Linked DNA regions of Mus musculus: region 2 is linked to region 1. A link is a loop called in an ENCODE intact Hi-C map of the cell type or tissue named here. Cell type or tissue: heart. All regions are shown on one strand.

Evidence for each region. Hi-C counts contacts between places; a loop is a spot of excess contacts. Peaks named below come from ENCODE experiments on the same cell type or tissue, not always from the same donor. Only the 100,000 strongest peaks of a DNase experiment are listed, where the experiment ranks them.
Region 2: it touches region 1 in a loop (4-fold over the local background); 4 of 42 quality-filtered maps call a loop at or near these places.

Annotation. Positions count from the first base shown.
Region 1 is chr9:32,692,774-32,700,773 of GRCm38, reverse strand. All of the region lies in intron 3 of Ets1 (E26 avian leukemia oncogene 1, 5' domain), which reads right to left. Among named protein-coding and RNA genes, the nearest start is that of Ets1, 61 kb to the right of the region's middle. In heart, a CTCF peak has its summit at 4,725; DNase peaks (open chromatin) are centred at 3,923, 4,793, 6,143, 6,483 and 1 weaker place; H3K4me3 peaks cover 4,838 bases; H3K27ac peaks cover 3,347 bases.
Region 2 is chr9:32,642,523-32,650,522 of GRCm38, reverse strand. It overlaps Ets1 (E26 avian leukemia oncogene 1, 5' domain), which reads right to left. Exons shown (of 10, transcript NM_001372534.1): 2 at 1,085-1,167. The coding sequence starts at 1,153. Among named protein-coding and RNA genes, the nearest start is that of Ets1, 10 kb to the right of the region's middle. In heart, no CTCF peak of the experiment used is centred here; DNase peaks (open chromatin) are centred at 2,472 and 3,492; H3K4me3 peaks cover 1,112 bases; H3K27ac peaks cover 1,317 bases.

The sequences.
Region 1 (8,000 bases):
GCCAATGGAATCAGCCACTGTACTCTGAAACAGGGATACTCTTTCCTGGAAAATCCTGGCTGCCACTAACCAGCTCTTGCTTTTGCAGAAATTGTGGTAGGGCCCCGAGCAAGCTAGACTTGGGGAGGTTGACCACGGCTGCTTTGTCTCCTAGAGAGATGTTCCTACAGGGTGGTCTGGCCTCTTTAAGAGGAAAAAAAAAAGCCCAGCAACACAAACCAACCAAAAATGCCAGGAATGTAAGCTCTGCCAACCAAGTAAATAAATAAAATGTAAAATACTTTATAATAACTGGACAAGACACATTGCTCAATCCAGTAAGATGGAAAAACTTTACTAATCCCCCACAACTCTGCAAACGTTGCCATTGTCCTTGGACTTGGGAGATTTCCTACTCTGAGTATCAATGTATCAATGTATCAATGACAGGTTCAATCACCCGAAGGAGTACACCAGCCTCTAGAACCTTGCAGAGTGACAGTCAGGCCTCCAAACACTCTGCAAGTGAACTGCAAACCAGATTTGTTATCTAGAGCTCAGATTAAAGCCCCACTGGTGTGAGATTTCAGGCCAGGTCTTTTTCTCTCTTGTTCTTTCCTTCCCAAGTGGTAGATGTGGGAGACATATATAAACCAGCCATTAGATTCCCTACCAAACCTTCCAGGGTCCTTTGAATGTTCTACACCGTTCAAGGTTCCTATTGACTTGTTTCTTCCTTATCTGCTCCACAGACCCCAGGACCTGGGCCAGCACTGAGTAAAGGTGTTCCACATATTCCGGTTTCATCTTTATCCAAGGATTATTAGTCTCGGTTCACACTCGCAGGAGCTGGAGGACAGGGAGATTAAGTAGTCTGCCCAAAGTCACACAGCCACTAACTGGGGATTCACACCCAGACAAACTGGCTCCACAGACCCTGTCTAAACCACTGGTCTATTTAGTCACTAACAGAGTGTGGCAACAAGGGATCTAGAAACACAGTCATAAGCAAAGCTGGCAGCCGGCAGCCGGCAGCCCTCCCCTCTTCCTTCTTTCCTGTAGCAACACAAAGACCGTCTAAACTAAGAAAGGACAACGCTTCTCCCATCTCTGAGGACAATAATGGTCCCCAGGGGATGGACGTCCTCTATCAAAGTAAGATGGAGGTTGGGTCTGGTCCTTATAGCCTTATAAATGGGCAAAGAGCCAGTTTTCTGTGTGAAAACTGCTGTTCCTCCATGGCCAGCGTCTCCACCTCACTGGTGGTACAGGTGAAGTGGAATGAGAAGGAGAGCAATAATAAAGTAACATTTGCTCGCACACCCTGCCTTCATAGCCTCAGCCCTTACTCCAAAGCCTCCACACCAGGAAGGAACTAGGAACAAGTCAAGGCTGCGTTTGGATTTAAATCTACAGCAGACCTGAGAGACGTGTGCAATGAGATAGTATGCCCTACCTTACACTTGTGAGGGAAACCGAATGCCCGTGTCATTTTAGGGTGTGTATTAACATTGTCAAAAATGTCAGACCTCAAAATCAAACCAAAGCGCATAATGGTTCTTGGTCAAGTCCTAACCACAGAGAGGCTAGCAAATATTCCAGGTGTCCTGTCTCCAATTTGGACCCTCAGACTTCCCACTTCACTTCTCTGATTCTAGGAATCTGGGGAGGGGGCAGAGAGGAAGTTCTGACTTGATTGCTGAGGTAACAGCAATACCTGACACTATTTGTCTCTGCTTGTGAGAAACGAAGCAATACAAAGAAAAACCATTATGATAAAGACCAAGGTCCCAGTCGTGGACTCGAACCCACGCCATGAATAGTTGAACTTTGACACAGGTGTCCTGTGTAATCTGATGGGCCAGGTAAAGCTCTACTTAACATCTACTTAATATCCTTCTTTCTGTTAGCCAAGACTACCAAAGAAGTCCTGGCCAGGGCTTACTTCTATCTTTGCACCTAAAAATTGAAGTCTCCATTGAAACTTCTTTACTGAGCCTCCAAAGGTAACTTGCAATATTGCTCACTGTATGGATCTGACACGTTAGAAACAGATTCAGCTTCCTTCAGCTTCTGGCTCCGTGCAGAATTTTGCCTAATTGTCTTAACGTGTTGGTGCCTCTGGATTCTCATCCGAGGTATGGGCATATTTACATAAATGCAGTACAGTCCAGAAAAAAATACTTCAAAAAGTTATAATAATCAACAAATCATTGCTCTTTATTTTGTCTAAGAAAGTGTAGTGAGATATATATATGTGTGTGTGTGTGTGTGTGTGTATATATATAGTGAAATATATATAGTGATATATATATATATATATATATATATATATATATATATATATATCATAGTGAATGGCAGAAGACTCTTAATTTCTTGGACCAAATGAAATTTTGTTGCTTTGTTGTGCTGAAGGTCAGTGGCTTGGAAACTTTTTCTTTTTTCTTTTTTTTTTTTTTTTTAAATTTTGAGAAAGGCTTTCACTCTATTGATCAAATTGGTCTTGAGCACACTATGTAGGCCCCAGGGCCATTTCCATCTTACATTCCTTGAACACTTTTTTTTTTAATCAAAAAAAAAAAAAGAAGAAGAAGAAGAAGAAGAAGCCACTGTAAAGGTACTTCATATAATGACAACGGACTGCAGCACCAGGCCTGCCTAGCTCTATTTGCCTGGTGGGGCAGCTCAATGAAGTTACTCACCCACAGTTTATTTTTTATCAATAACTGAAGTAATAGAATCAAATGCTTTGAAATCTCATAGATTTAATATTAAATTACCAAAACATATGCTTCATCTCTTTGCTATGATCTAAAACATGTGCAGCCAGGGGCTCTCATTCACTGGCAGCATGAAAGGCCCACTGTAGGTATGTGAACTGACATAATACACATGATGTTTGCCAGACACCCAAATCTGTCTCTTCCCCATAAACACACATAGCACATAGAAACAAGCCATTCTTAAGGAAAGGGCCTATTAGCTGAGTTTATATCTTCTCTGTGAACTATCCCTTCGCGTCTGCTATATATGGTTTTAATCAATGGTAACACAGAGAACTCCTGGCTCCATCGAACACCCCAAACCCACTTTCATAGCAACATTTCTATATGTAGCTCTGAGTGCCTGAGAAGTCTCCCCAGCTCTAGGAGAGACCCCCAGCTCAACCTGGCTCTGAATGTCATCACACTGTGTTTGTACAGAGCAATCCGGCACTGACTGTCAGGAGCGTCTCTAGAAAGGATGGCGCCCAAATGTCTTCATTAACATTTTGAAACACATCAGAATGTCAAAACGTCATCTTGGCTTGTATTGAAAGTCTAAAGAACAGGTTAAATATGCAGTTATTTACGGCAGAGGCAAGAGATCAGGGACAGCAGTTAAAGTTACAGATAATCAGACCCAATAGACGTGTGTGTTTTGACATCTGATTGTTTTCCAAAATGCATCATCTTCTCCCTTTATCTTTCTAGATCCTTTCACCTCCAAAGTCACTTTTCTCTGAGTCCAGCTTCCTATTCTAAAAGTAGGCACTTTGCACTCTGCTAGCTTCAGGAATCCCCAAGAGTTGACTCCATCTGTTGAACACTAAAATTTCCTTCTAAGACAATATTCGATGTCTTTACTCTCCCTCTCTTCTTCAAATCCTTTAAGCCTGCTAAATAAAACCATGAGCCAAAGACACTAAGTTACATCTGGTCGTGGGATGCTTTCCTTCTTCAAGGACCTTTGGTACGGGAGGCCAAAAGATGGCAGAATAGAAAGGCAGTAAAGCTAGTTACTACACTGACCAGGAAGGAATCAGACTTTCCCAAAGTTAAACAGATTCTGTTCGTTTCTCCTCCCACTACCTCCCCCTCAACCTAGAAAAGAGGAGTGAGGCTCTAAGGGACTTATGACAGGGGCGCTCAGGATGCAAGTGCTCGTAGGCCGGGCAGCTAGCCAGACACCCTTTCAGCACTTCACAAGAGCCTCCCATCAAGCTCCAATACTGGGGAGACACAGTTGGGACGGGGTGGGGGTGATCTTAGAGACAGTGTCAGGCCCCTTGCTAACATTAAGGAATATTACCAGAAGTTTCTCGCTTATGTGGGAAAATTCAAACAACGGAATTAGGGAGCTGGAAATTCTATAAGCGTTTTCCCATTAGTCACAAAACACACAGCTGTGAAAATAAATACACCCAGCCCCCCCCCCCCCAAAAAAAGCCAAGGGTCTTGGGCCACCAACAGTCCTCCTGGCTTCTGCATCCAGTGCTCCTGAGGGAGCAGCGCAGCCCAGAAGGGGACCCGGAGCTGGGGTGGGGGCCTCACTGTTGCCACTCACCCGGGGAAGGGAAAAGCTCGAGATCCACTTTTTCTGTCTTGATGATGGTGAGAGTCGGCTTGAGATCGACGGCCGCCTTCATGGTGCCCGGAGTTGAGGGGGCCGGCGGGATGAGAGTAAGTTTGCTGTAACTGTTGTTTTGCTTTTTAATGGGGATTTTTGAACCCAGTGGAAGGGGACAGAGCGCAACCCTAAAATCTCAAATTCCCGCTGACCGCCCCGCGGGAAGGTGCGCGCCCAGCCAGTCCGCGCGAAGTTGGCACTTGGCGGAGCAGAGAGCGCGCTTAGGTCCCAGCCTCGCCCGCGCCTCGCCCGCCCGCTCGCTCCTCTGTCCCGGGCGCTCGCTCCCTCCTCCGTCCGGGGCGCTCGCTCCCTTGCTCGCTCGCACGGCTGGCCGGCGCTGGCGCAGTGCAGCTCGCCTCCGCTTTAGGGCGTTCCTCACCGAGCCCAGGCCCAGGGTCCCAGCCGCTGCCCTGCCCACTCGGCGAGGCGGCGAGGGCGGGGCGGCGGGGCGGGGCTTAGCATCTGCAGCCAATCACCGCCCGTCTCCCAAAAGCGAAAGGAAGGGCGGGCGAGCCTGGCCCGGCGGCGCTGCTCCAGCTATTCCGCGCGCGCGGGGCGAGGGCCTCAGCCCACCGCTGCTAAGAATGGCTGGCGAGCCTGTCCCTGGCATGCCGGGGCTACTGCCACAGTCTCGGGAAAGTCCGTCTGATTCTGCACGCATTCTTGAAGGCTTGGTCACCCTCTGCGGCCCCGCTCCAGTAGCAGCATAGTTTTCCAAGTGCGTGTACATCATTCATTCACAAAGCTTGACACACAGGACGTGAGGCGTGGGTGCGCAACGAGGGGCGCGTGCGGGGGATTCCACAGCAGGGGTCCTGCGAGGGTTCCTGCCTAGACCTGACTCAGAATCCCACCCGTGGAATGGTTGGGCAAGACAAGGGCAGTATTGATGAACAGAAACCTCAATCAACTTCACTAGCTCAGAACCAAACCTATTGGAGACCCCCAAAACAAAAGTCCCAACGCTCCTGGATTAGCCAGGGAGTCCAGAACCTGTAACTGAGTTTCTAATTATTCTGTTCCTCTAGTTGTGTCACCATTGGCCAACGCTTTGTCAGACACTGCTCTATTAGGAAAAAAAAAAAAAAAAAAAACAGCATCTTTTCCTATATCACCACACCCACCAACACTCTGGTATGAATCTCTGGGGTTCATCACAGTGCATGTCCTTGCCATATTTGAGAACTCCCAACATGCCAGATAACAAGATGAGTGAGGTAATCCATAATTTGCCACTGATAGATACCCATTATACATCGAGAGAGTTGGTATAAATTAACAAATCACCCAAGGACATGGAAGTATATATGTAACTGGAGCAAGGCACTGATGTCCACCTTTGAGTAAAAGACAACATAACAAATCTTCCTGAGCAACCTCAGGGAAAGCTATTCTTAGTACTGTTTCCTGATTTCTAAGCATGTGCCGAACTGCTACCACTTGCCTGCAACTGTAATTTCTGTTCCAGTAGACTTATTCACACCTGCTAGCTTTATCTAAGCATGCTTTCTCCCTTCCAGCTTTAGCAGAGTACAGGGTTCCCAAAGCAAATCCCAATCCGAGGGGTGGAGTGGGGGCAGCAATGGAGTGTCAATCTCTGGGTCTTGGTCAAATTTCCAGTCTCCACCCTTCTTGGGTGACCAGAGGAAAATATGTGTATGTGATAATCCTCAATTTTTTTGGGGGGGGGCGGGGGGGAGAACAAAGACCATGCTGTGTTTCTGCAAGGTATGAGAAAACAATGCTGGCCTCCAAATGACAAGAACAGACACTTCCAAGCCTGGGAAACGCTTAGGGAACCCGTTGATGAATGAATTGTACGTTCACACGCCCAAATAAGCAGCAAGGCAGAATCTTGGACTGGGCCCTCCTTATTATGACGTCTGCAGAACTGGACAAACTAACAGTTTATTTGGGGAATTTTCATTTTGACGTGGCAGTCTTATGAAAAGTCTGGAGAATTTCTACTTTATTTGCAAAAGCAGTTTCCTCAGAATCCCTCCTTCCTCATGGCCTCCCCGAGGCCTCTTCCTCCAGCAAACCCGTGTTCAGTTAACACTACTGACATGCAAGCATGTGCAACACTAAAGGAAGCCTCCCACAATCCAGCTGGGAGCATTTTCTACCCTGGCAACAGTGAGTCAACATGGTCCTTGTAATGCTTCCACAATGACCATCAGTGTGCTGGTTTTCCTGTCCCTAACTGTGTCGTGAAGTGAAGAAGCTCAAAATGTGCTAGTGTCCATCCAAATCAGAAGGTGTGATGGGGACGTCTCTGATGGCAAATGTTCGATACATCTCAAGCCCCACGTGTACAACAGGATCTGGTTGGAACTTACTGTAGGGTGAGAAGCACTGACAGAGATCCAGTTAAGATATTTATACATTTTGAGGACACTGATCATCCAATCGGGACTGTTGATCACTTAATTAATGTTGGACACATGGAATTTGCATTCTCCTTATAACACAAGTAGATTTCCCCAAACATTCTTGCAGAGTTTAAAAGCCGTTGCTATATTTTACCTTCCAAAAAAAAATCATACAATTTTCCCCAAGCCTAGGACATTACAGACTTTCAATAAATATTTCTCGAGTGAAGCACTATCAGTTTACTGGTTGCTCTGGGCCTCTTCTTGTATGCTGCCTGTAGTGAACATGACCTAGGAGATGACAATAACTCTGCAGTGAGAGCTGCCCTTTGTTTCTTATGGTGAAATAGAACTCCTATCCACACCACTTCCTTCCATATGTGGTTCACCTTGCCTACCAGCCAGAAAGTTTTGCCTTCCACATACCTGAGCACACTATTTCAAGACTGATGGGTTTTAAGGCACTTAGTGGTGGGGCCAAGGGGAGAAAGTTTGCTTTCTACTGGGAGAAGACAGATTTGTATCTTGAAAAGTCCTTAGACTCTAGCTACTTAAATCTGATCAACGGTTGTGAAACCTTGGAGAGTATGGATCTCAGGACCCAAAAGGCACGAATGGCACCAAAGCAAGAGTCACCTTTATACAGGGATTTCCTCACCACCAGGAACACATTACAAAAAATAATAATCTCCCTTTGTTCTTCCCTCCGTCCTGCTCCAATCTCATGAAGTATATAAAAATACCCTCAATTTCAAAGAATCTTGGAAAACATAAGCTTCTTCTCCAGAAGTGTGCTAGAATTCAAACTGCATTTTGAACCTTTAAAAATATGCCTCATTGACAGTAGGCACAAAAACATTCAGACCACTAACGACTGATGCCAAGCAAACTCATGACTCATAGATGTTGACTTACTGGTATAAATGTAAGATTAAAAAAAAAAAAAAAAACACCTCTCAGTTAACAACCTGTCTAAGCTGCACTTGTGGTCCCCTTTCAGTATGAGAAAAAAGAAAAAAAAAAAACCTACTGTCCCTATCATACTCTGAAAAGCACTTCAAAAACTGAACTCTGTCTGTACCAAGGAGTTTCTATTTGTTTAGTTTAGTGCAAAGCACAGAGGTAAGAAAAATACCCAGGACCTCCATATCACCAAGCAACAATAAAATGGAAAATTGGTCATAGCGGTGGGGGGGGGAATTAAATTAACTATTAATTAAAATGTAATTCCAAAGGGCCTTGGGGTCAGTTTAGGAG
Region 2 (8,000 bases), 50 kb after region 1:
GCAGGGAACATGAGTTCTTCATCAAAGGGCCATTGCCTGAGAACTTCAGAGTTTTAACAACTGTGTATGATGATGTTTTTTTCAAGGATGCTTCTAGTGAAAGTAACGAATGCTAATCGGACTTTTAGTTCAAACTGTGGGACTCAGCTACCTGGTAATCTTTCAGGACCAGAAAAGACTTGACTTTGAAAGATGTTTAATACAATGGACAAGATGACAAGCCATTTTTCCTTCCAGCATTCTTTCTTCTGCTATATTTTAACACTCCCTGGCTAGAGCAGGTCTTTACAGGTAAAGCACAGCTGTGCTCATCTGCTAGATGCCCATCCAGAGTGGAGGGTTAGATACGTCCTGGTAAGCCTGCCTTTTAATGTCTGTGTTGCTGATTGCCAGAGAGATGGCTGTGTGCAGGTGTGTGTGTGTGTGTGTGTGTGTGTGTGTGTGTGTGTGTATACAGTAGTGGTTTTCAACCTTCCTAATACTGCAGCATTCAATACAAGTTTTCATGTTGTGGTAACCTCAAAAATAAAATTATTCTTCTTGCTACTTCAAAAAAAAGATGTTTATTAAAATAATATGCTAAATGGAACCCCTTGGGATGGGAACACTGTCTCACTTTTTAAAGTGATGTTTTACAGGTAAATCAAGCCTACTTAGAACAATCTGGGCATGTAGCAGGATCTGCCATCAAATGTGAAGCTGTCCTAGACCAGCATTCTTGCCTGAAGGATAACCAACTTTGAGAGCTGCATATCCTTGCTCTGGAGCTGTTGGGGTATTGTAGAAACTTACCTATATACCTGGACTCTTCCAACTAAGGGATGGTAGCCGTCCCAAAATTTGACGGCCCATTATGTCTCTAGACACCATGCAATAGCTCCTTAAGAGGAGGCACATTCTCTGAAACTAAAAACCTTCAACAAATCCAGGATTCTTGGATTTCTATTTTTTATTCACAGAAAATGTACATAATCTCATAATAGAACTCTTCCAAGAGGTCCAAACTGAGTCCAGGGGCAAGAAGAAATGCACGGAGGAGGCTGGGTGGGTAAGGGAAGGAAGCAGGGAAGAGATCATCACTCACCGCCACTGCAGGATGAGGTGCAGAGAAAGTGGAGGGGCTGCCCACAGTGGGATCCACATAGTAGCTCATTCTGTTCTCCACACCTGCACAAGAGAAAACATCGACTGAGCCTCTGGCTGCACAGGGCTGTGGGGACATTAACCCCCCAAAGGCATCCAATCGTAGACCTAGGAGCCTTCCCAGCAACCATCCTGTTGAGTTCTTTGTGAGGCAGAGAAGTAAACAGAATTCAGAACGGTGGATAACCTAAGCCGGGGACGAGGTGAAATAGACCCTAACATAGCCAACCCACATAGATAGCAGATCATGTCTGTGTGCTGCAGACATGGCAGACAGTGACAGAATCGAAACCTTTTACAGAATTTCTAGGCAGGGACTAATTCTTGTGTGTCATTTTAAATAAGACCTCCACCCATGTTTCATGTCTCCACAAGCCCACTCAGGCCTGTCACCCAGCAAGAATTCCATATGGAATAAATAAATTATTGATAAAAGAATAAATAGATTGTCTTAGAGGAAGAAGAAAGGGGAAAAAAAACTTCCATGAAGAACCCCAATCCTTGGCACAGAGATAGACAGATGCTCTCTCAAAAAGACTGGACAAATTCATCTCCTATCAAGAGAAGGGCTCGAAAAAAAATAATAAAAATGTTCTTATTGAGAGCTATTATCTCTGTTGGAAGTCTGAATGCAAAGAATGTTCTATGAACATTCTGACTTAGAGGGATTTTCCAGCAAGCTACTGGTCACCAAGAAAATCGTTGATATATCAAACATTTCTGTTGAGTTGAGTGCTCTCCAGAGTGCAAAAGTTCACACACTTTCATAAATTCAATACTACACATAAAAATATGCCTCTCTTGAATGATTGAGAAGATTACATTCCTAGCCTATCGTTCAAAGGCCAAATTCCTATTGTTAGGAAGTGACTTTTCATCCCACCCCCACCCCCGTTGCTTCTCCAGTGGCCACCCCTCCTGCCCCCCTCATTCCTGTGTATACTTCCATCAATCGGCCTATTTCAGAACATAGAAAGTACAGAGATTGGTTTTGTGTCCAATGTGCTGTTTCAGTTCCCTACGTTGATAGTGCCTGACAGCCAGTGACATAGCTATGTTCACAGGGCTGTATTCCCAGAATACAGCTATGCTAGTTAGGGTTTCATCTTGTCCCTGCTGCAACAAATGAAGCTAATGAGAAGCTATGAGAAGCTCTGCAGTGCTAATGCTGAGTGTCTAAGAAAGATCAAGGACGGCCATCCAAGAACACTGCCCCCATCTATTGTCTGTCCAATGATTTTGCTAAAATTACTGTGCAGCTCCATAACTTGGACTTTGAGCTGGACAATGAGCACGGACTAGGAGGTAGATCTACACAACACGGACCAATGTGGACCTGTGCCAACCAGGTGTTGTAGAGATGGTGTCTTCTTGTTCAATGTCCCCTCTGTCACTGAAGCATTCTCTGTTATTGATTTTTGGTTTTGTTTTAACCTGAAAATTAAGTTTAAAGGCCTTAACAAGTCACTCTCAAAATGTATTGATATATACAAGGATGAGACTTCAAAGCTGAACTGAATCCCCTATACTGAAAATGGCTTACCGTGATGAGAGCGCCTGAGGAAATGCCAGCCAGCCCCCCCAGGGTCCTGCAAGATGGTTTGTACCTTTATACTGGAAATGTCCAGGCACGAGGGATTGCTACTTCCTGGGAACCAGTAAACTTTCTGGTTTCCCTCCAAAACCCAGCAGAGATCCCATGGTCCCAACAGGCCTGTCCTCTATCTCACAACCATACAGCAGGGTTTATTAAAAATCTATTTATTGCTTCAATAGTTACTCTGCTCCTTCTATGTATGAAGCAATGTGCTGGAGCCTTGAGGCACACTAGTAAACAAAACACAGACTCCTGACTTCTAACAGACGCAGGATAAGAAAGCTGAGAAAGACAGTCTATGGCTTCAGCAGTGGAGAAGAGAGATTCATTCACATATAACTGTATCGCATTGTGATCAGTAGTTTGCCAAAAATATGGAAAACCTAAGCAGTGGTTGGTTCTGTGGGGCACAGAGAATAGGAAATCGTGGAAGATTGAAGAGGGAGGTTTAACCACATGGCCCTATGAATCATTTGGACTCCCCTAGCAGCCAAGGACCTTCACCCTTCTGCATGTGCAGTTTTCATATACATCTGCAAGAGACAGAACTTTGTGAATTGGCAGTATCGTGCTGGAGCCCAGCTCAAAGACAACAAGAGTTTCTGTCTGCCAGCCAGACAACACTCCCCTTCATAGCAACACACTTGGAAAAGGTCCGGTGGAAACATGTTTTCTCTTCCAGTTGATGGCGGGAGGGAGGAAACCTCTGGCCGAACATCTGCTGCATTCTGTGCTGGACCATACGCTCCACAGCATGAATGACACTTCCCTTGGGGAAAAGCCCTTTGCCCAGGGAGGAAACTGAAAAGAGGGAGTTGCCAGGGATCTCAAGGGCTCTCATCACAGGAAATAACTCTGGGACAGAAACGGATTGCTGCTTTATTATTTTTTTGGAGAAAGAAAAAAAGAACCTGCCCCTTTTCCAACTTGCAGATTGTGACATAGAACAGCTGCTGGAACTCAAACCCTTTCCGAAGATGCAAAAGGGTGTGTGTGTGTGTGTGTGTGTGTGTGTGTGTGTGTGTGTGTGTGTTCTTTCTCCTCTTGGCTTTTTGGCCCACAAGAACTCCCTCCCACATGACTACTTGAACATCAGCTGGACCTGAACTTCTTGGCTTGGCTTTGCGCATGTGTATTACCTAAAGAAAAAACAACCGTCTGATTCCTCTCTAGTTGAGAAGCAGCCCTGAGACCTGTCTCAGTGTAGAAACGATGGGAACATTTGGGAACACTGAATCACCCCGAGCTGAATTTGCTTTTCCTCAGTGGAACCAGCACTGCCCAGTTAACAGAATGGGTGCTTCCAAAGTCAGGCTGCTAACCTCGGATCCTCCACCTTCGATACTCTCTCCAAGTCCACAGCCCACAGAGCCCCGCTGTATCGGCAACCTTCCACTCAGCTTCTCCCCCCTCTGCCCTACTTTGCTTGAAATGAACCTGGAAATGCCCTCTGTACTTAGTTTTCCCGAAGAACTGAGAGCCCTGTGTCTCCTGAAGGCTTTAGGCTGATATCAGACCTCAGTGCCCCCCGCCCCTGGCTCGGCTACTCTTCACTCCAGCAGGGGCTAGCTATTCCTCTCCAAAACTCTCCAACGTATTATCTGCCTATTGTTTGCACGTTATCACACCGGTTCTACCAACATCTGTTTCTATTTATCTCTCCCACTTGATTCTCAACTAGTTGAAGGTAGGTTCTCTGCTTTTTTCATTTTGCATGACAGAAATTTGATGTTTTTAAATCTGTGGGTGGGTGGACGGATAAACAATCCTCATAAGACTAAGCATGGAAGAGATGGATCAGCTGGAAGTGCGTTTGTTTTACAAAATCAGAGGCTCTGCAGAGATTGCAGGTCTGGATAACGACTGCTAGAAATGAGCGTTCTCCAAGTCCATTTCTAAGCAGTAATTGTTGCTCCATGTTCGCGGCACTACTTGTTTCACGTCGCCTTATCTTCTCCACTGCCCCATACAAGCAGGCTCGTCAGGCACTGGGTCATTTTTTTCCCTTACAAGCCCTACCTCACTAAAAATCAAGCTCCCCAGAGCAAGATTTAATCCATCCCTCCACCTCACATCGCTGGGTTCCCGCTGAGTCATACCCTGTGACTGATATGCAAATACCTGCTGTGGATTAGCATCTACGTTAGAAAACCTGCACTTTGGTTGTTGTTAGCCCCCTTTCAATGAGGAAGAAGTCTAAGATGCATGGTCAGCTGGCCCAGTGACATCCGACCCTGCAGCTTCACCCTTTCTTTTGCTGTGCCTCTCTACCTTCTTCATCCTAGACCTTAGGAACCAAGTAAGCTAACGATATCAGTTAAAACAAACAAACAAACAAACAAACAAACAAAAAACATTCAACAGTCTAGCCTATGGGGATGTCTCATATCCAATATAACTCTTGAAAACTAGTTTTCCACTCACTTCTAGAAAGTGTTTGTCTTTGTAAAGTATATGGCGATTTCAAGTTGCACCTAGTCCAGGCAGGGCCTTGTAACTCTGCCAGGACCTGCCAGGTCTCATCGCCCAAGGTCTAGAGACAGTAATCACAAAGCAGAGATTAGCAAGCAACAGGGATGTGTGAGGTCAAAGCAACAGAAGAATAGGGACCCTGGGGAGATGCGCCTTGATCAAGCAGAATCCAGTTCACACAGCTCTGCCCTGCTTGATGCCATCTGTAGGTAAGGTCTCATCAGTCAAGGGCTTTTAATTTGAAATGATTGGTTCTTAGAGAACATCTATGCCCTTAACCAATTACCCAGCAAATCACACTTGATCCCCACCTATTCCTCAAGCTCTTAGAACTCTAGCACCAAACAAGACTGAGGCAGAAACATGGTGAGTTCATGGCCAGCCTGGACTACAAAGTGAACTCCTATTTCAAAGTAAATAATCTCTCCAAATGCTTAACATGGTAGCATGCGTTTATTACAAATGTTTTTAAAACGCGCATGCTCTGAAATCATTTTTCTCTTACAAAACAATACAAAACAAAACCCCAAAACACTAAATTGGAAATAGAAAGTCTTGAAATTGGTGACTTCCTTTAATTTAAAGTTCGCTTTCTGAATGCCAGCAAACAGTTTGACTTTTGAAAACTGGACTTGAAAAGTTGCTTTTTGTTTGTTGTCCGTTATTTAAATTTAGAAATCAACTGTCACTTTTATGCTGGCTTAATGAAATGGTTCTTTTGAACTGATCTGTGCTATTTTATAGTTAGTCCTTATATTTTCTTCACCAACTAATAAATACCTAGATGTGGGGAGAAATAAATCAGAAAAGCTTCAAATGGCTGTAAAAAAAAATCTGCAATCCTACTATCCACAGATAATCGTCTTCATGATATAGTTTTAATCTGCTGTTTTATCCTATGCTTTTTTATTAATATTTGACATAAGGCATTTTTCTATGTCAGTAAGTATTGTTTTCTCTTAAGACTGTAAATACATACCAATATTCTGTGTTTCATAACATACACTTAACCAACATTATATTGTTACTGCCATTTTTTTAAGATGGAGTCTTTTTATACATAGACCAAGCTGGCCCAGACTTCCCTATATGCCCTAGTTGCTTATATTGACAGAGAAGTCTGTACATGTTCAAGGTTATTGTAACTTTTTTCCTGAATATTCTCAATGTTTGACTTGTTGAATAGAAACAGGAGTCTGACTATGCCATCCAGATGTGTCCTATACTCCGTGGCCACCCTGATTTTCCTTTTGTAAATGACACTGAACTCCAACAAAGTATGATACTCTGCTGTCATCTCCCCTAGACCCATGAGTTGCCTGAAAGAGAGACCATGTTTTTTCAAATGGTGCATACCAATCATGCAACCTGCATTTGTTGACTGGGTAAAGGAACATGTCAGAGCATATCCAAAAGGATACAGATCTCTTTAGGATAGAACTATCTCACCAAATAATGTGGAGGGTGTCCACTTGTAGTTATGACTACAGATAACATTGCATTTATCTCTAATCTAATTAATGTACCACACTATTTTGTCTGTCTTCCTCCATCATATCTTAATTCCCACACTTGGTCCATGGCATTTCTCCACTCATTTTTGTAGATATCTTTTTGAACTGTTAGCACAATGAAGGCTACCACAGCCAGTTTTGTAAAAGCTCAAGTTTAAGAGAGCTCATGTTAAATAACAGAACATCCTGGGGATAGGGGGAGGCAGAGGTTCTCAACCTGTGTGTCGGGACAGGAATTGCCTAAGAGGATGGAAAAACACAGATCCTAACAGGAGCAAAATTACAGTTACAAAGTAGCAACTCAAATAATTTATGGTTAGAGGTCACCACAATATGAGGAACTCTATTCAAGGGTCGCAGTGTTAAGGGGGTTGAGAACCATGGAGGGATGAAAGTGGGTGGTTAGAGCTGAGAGCAGTCTTTCTTCCTCGCTCCTACGATTTAATGACCCTCATTTTCATTAAGGGCTGAAGAGTCCCGGGAGTAAGTATCCTTTCCTACTTTAAATGGTGGCTTTGACCGATAAAGACAATGTTCTGAATGATGTGTGCTGCCCTCTCCTGCATCTTCCACGGTCACCTACTCTTTCACAGAGCTCTCCCATAGCAAGTACTAACTGCAGCACAATTAGCATGTCTTCTATCTCTCCCACATTACTGGGAATTATCTCTATCCCTCTCTAAAACCTATCACCTAACCCTCACACCTATCTATTTTTCTGCCTCTGGACTTTCTAATTAAGTTCGGCATTGCCAAGACCTCTAAGTATACATATAACTAATCTTTTTATAATACTAAAATGGTCTTGTGCCATTATGAAGTTATAAGCATATATATATATATATATATATATATATATATATGTATATATATATATATATATGCTCTTCAGAGAGACATATCTCACTAATGTTTTCTATAGAGGACTAAAAAGCGGTTAAGGGGGCTAGCAAGATGGCTCCATGGCTACGAGTAATACACCTCTCACAGAGGACCAGGGTTCAGTTCTTAGCACCCAAATTAGGCACCCCCAATGTCCTATAACTCATTTTGAGGTATCCAATCCTTCACCGAACTCTGCAGGCACCTGCCCCTCTATCCAGCCACACACATAAGCATACAATTTAAAAATAATTTTGTAATGGTGATTTTACTGTAATACATTATGGGGCTAGGAATAAGGAGTGCTTCATAGATGACTTTTGAATTTCATCATGGATAGAAACCCTGTAGCTGCCATGCTGTCACAATGAATTGTCAACAATAGACAGAAA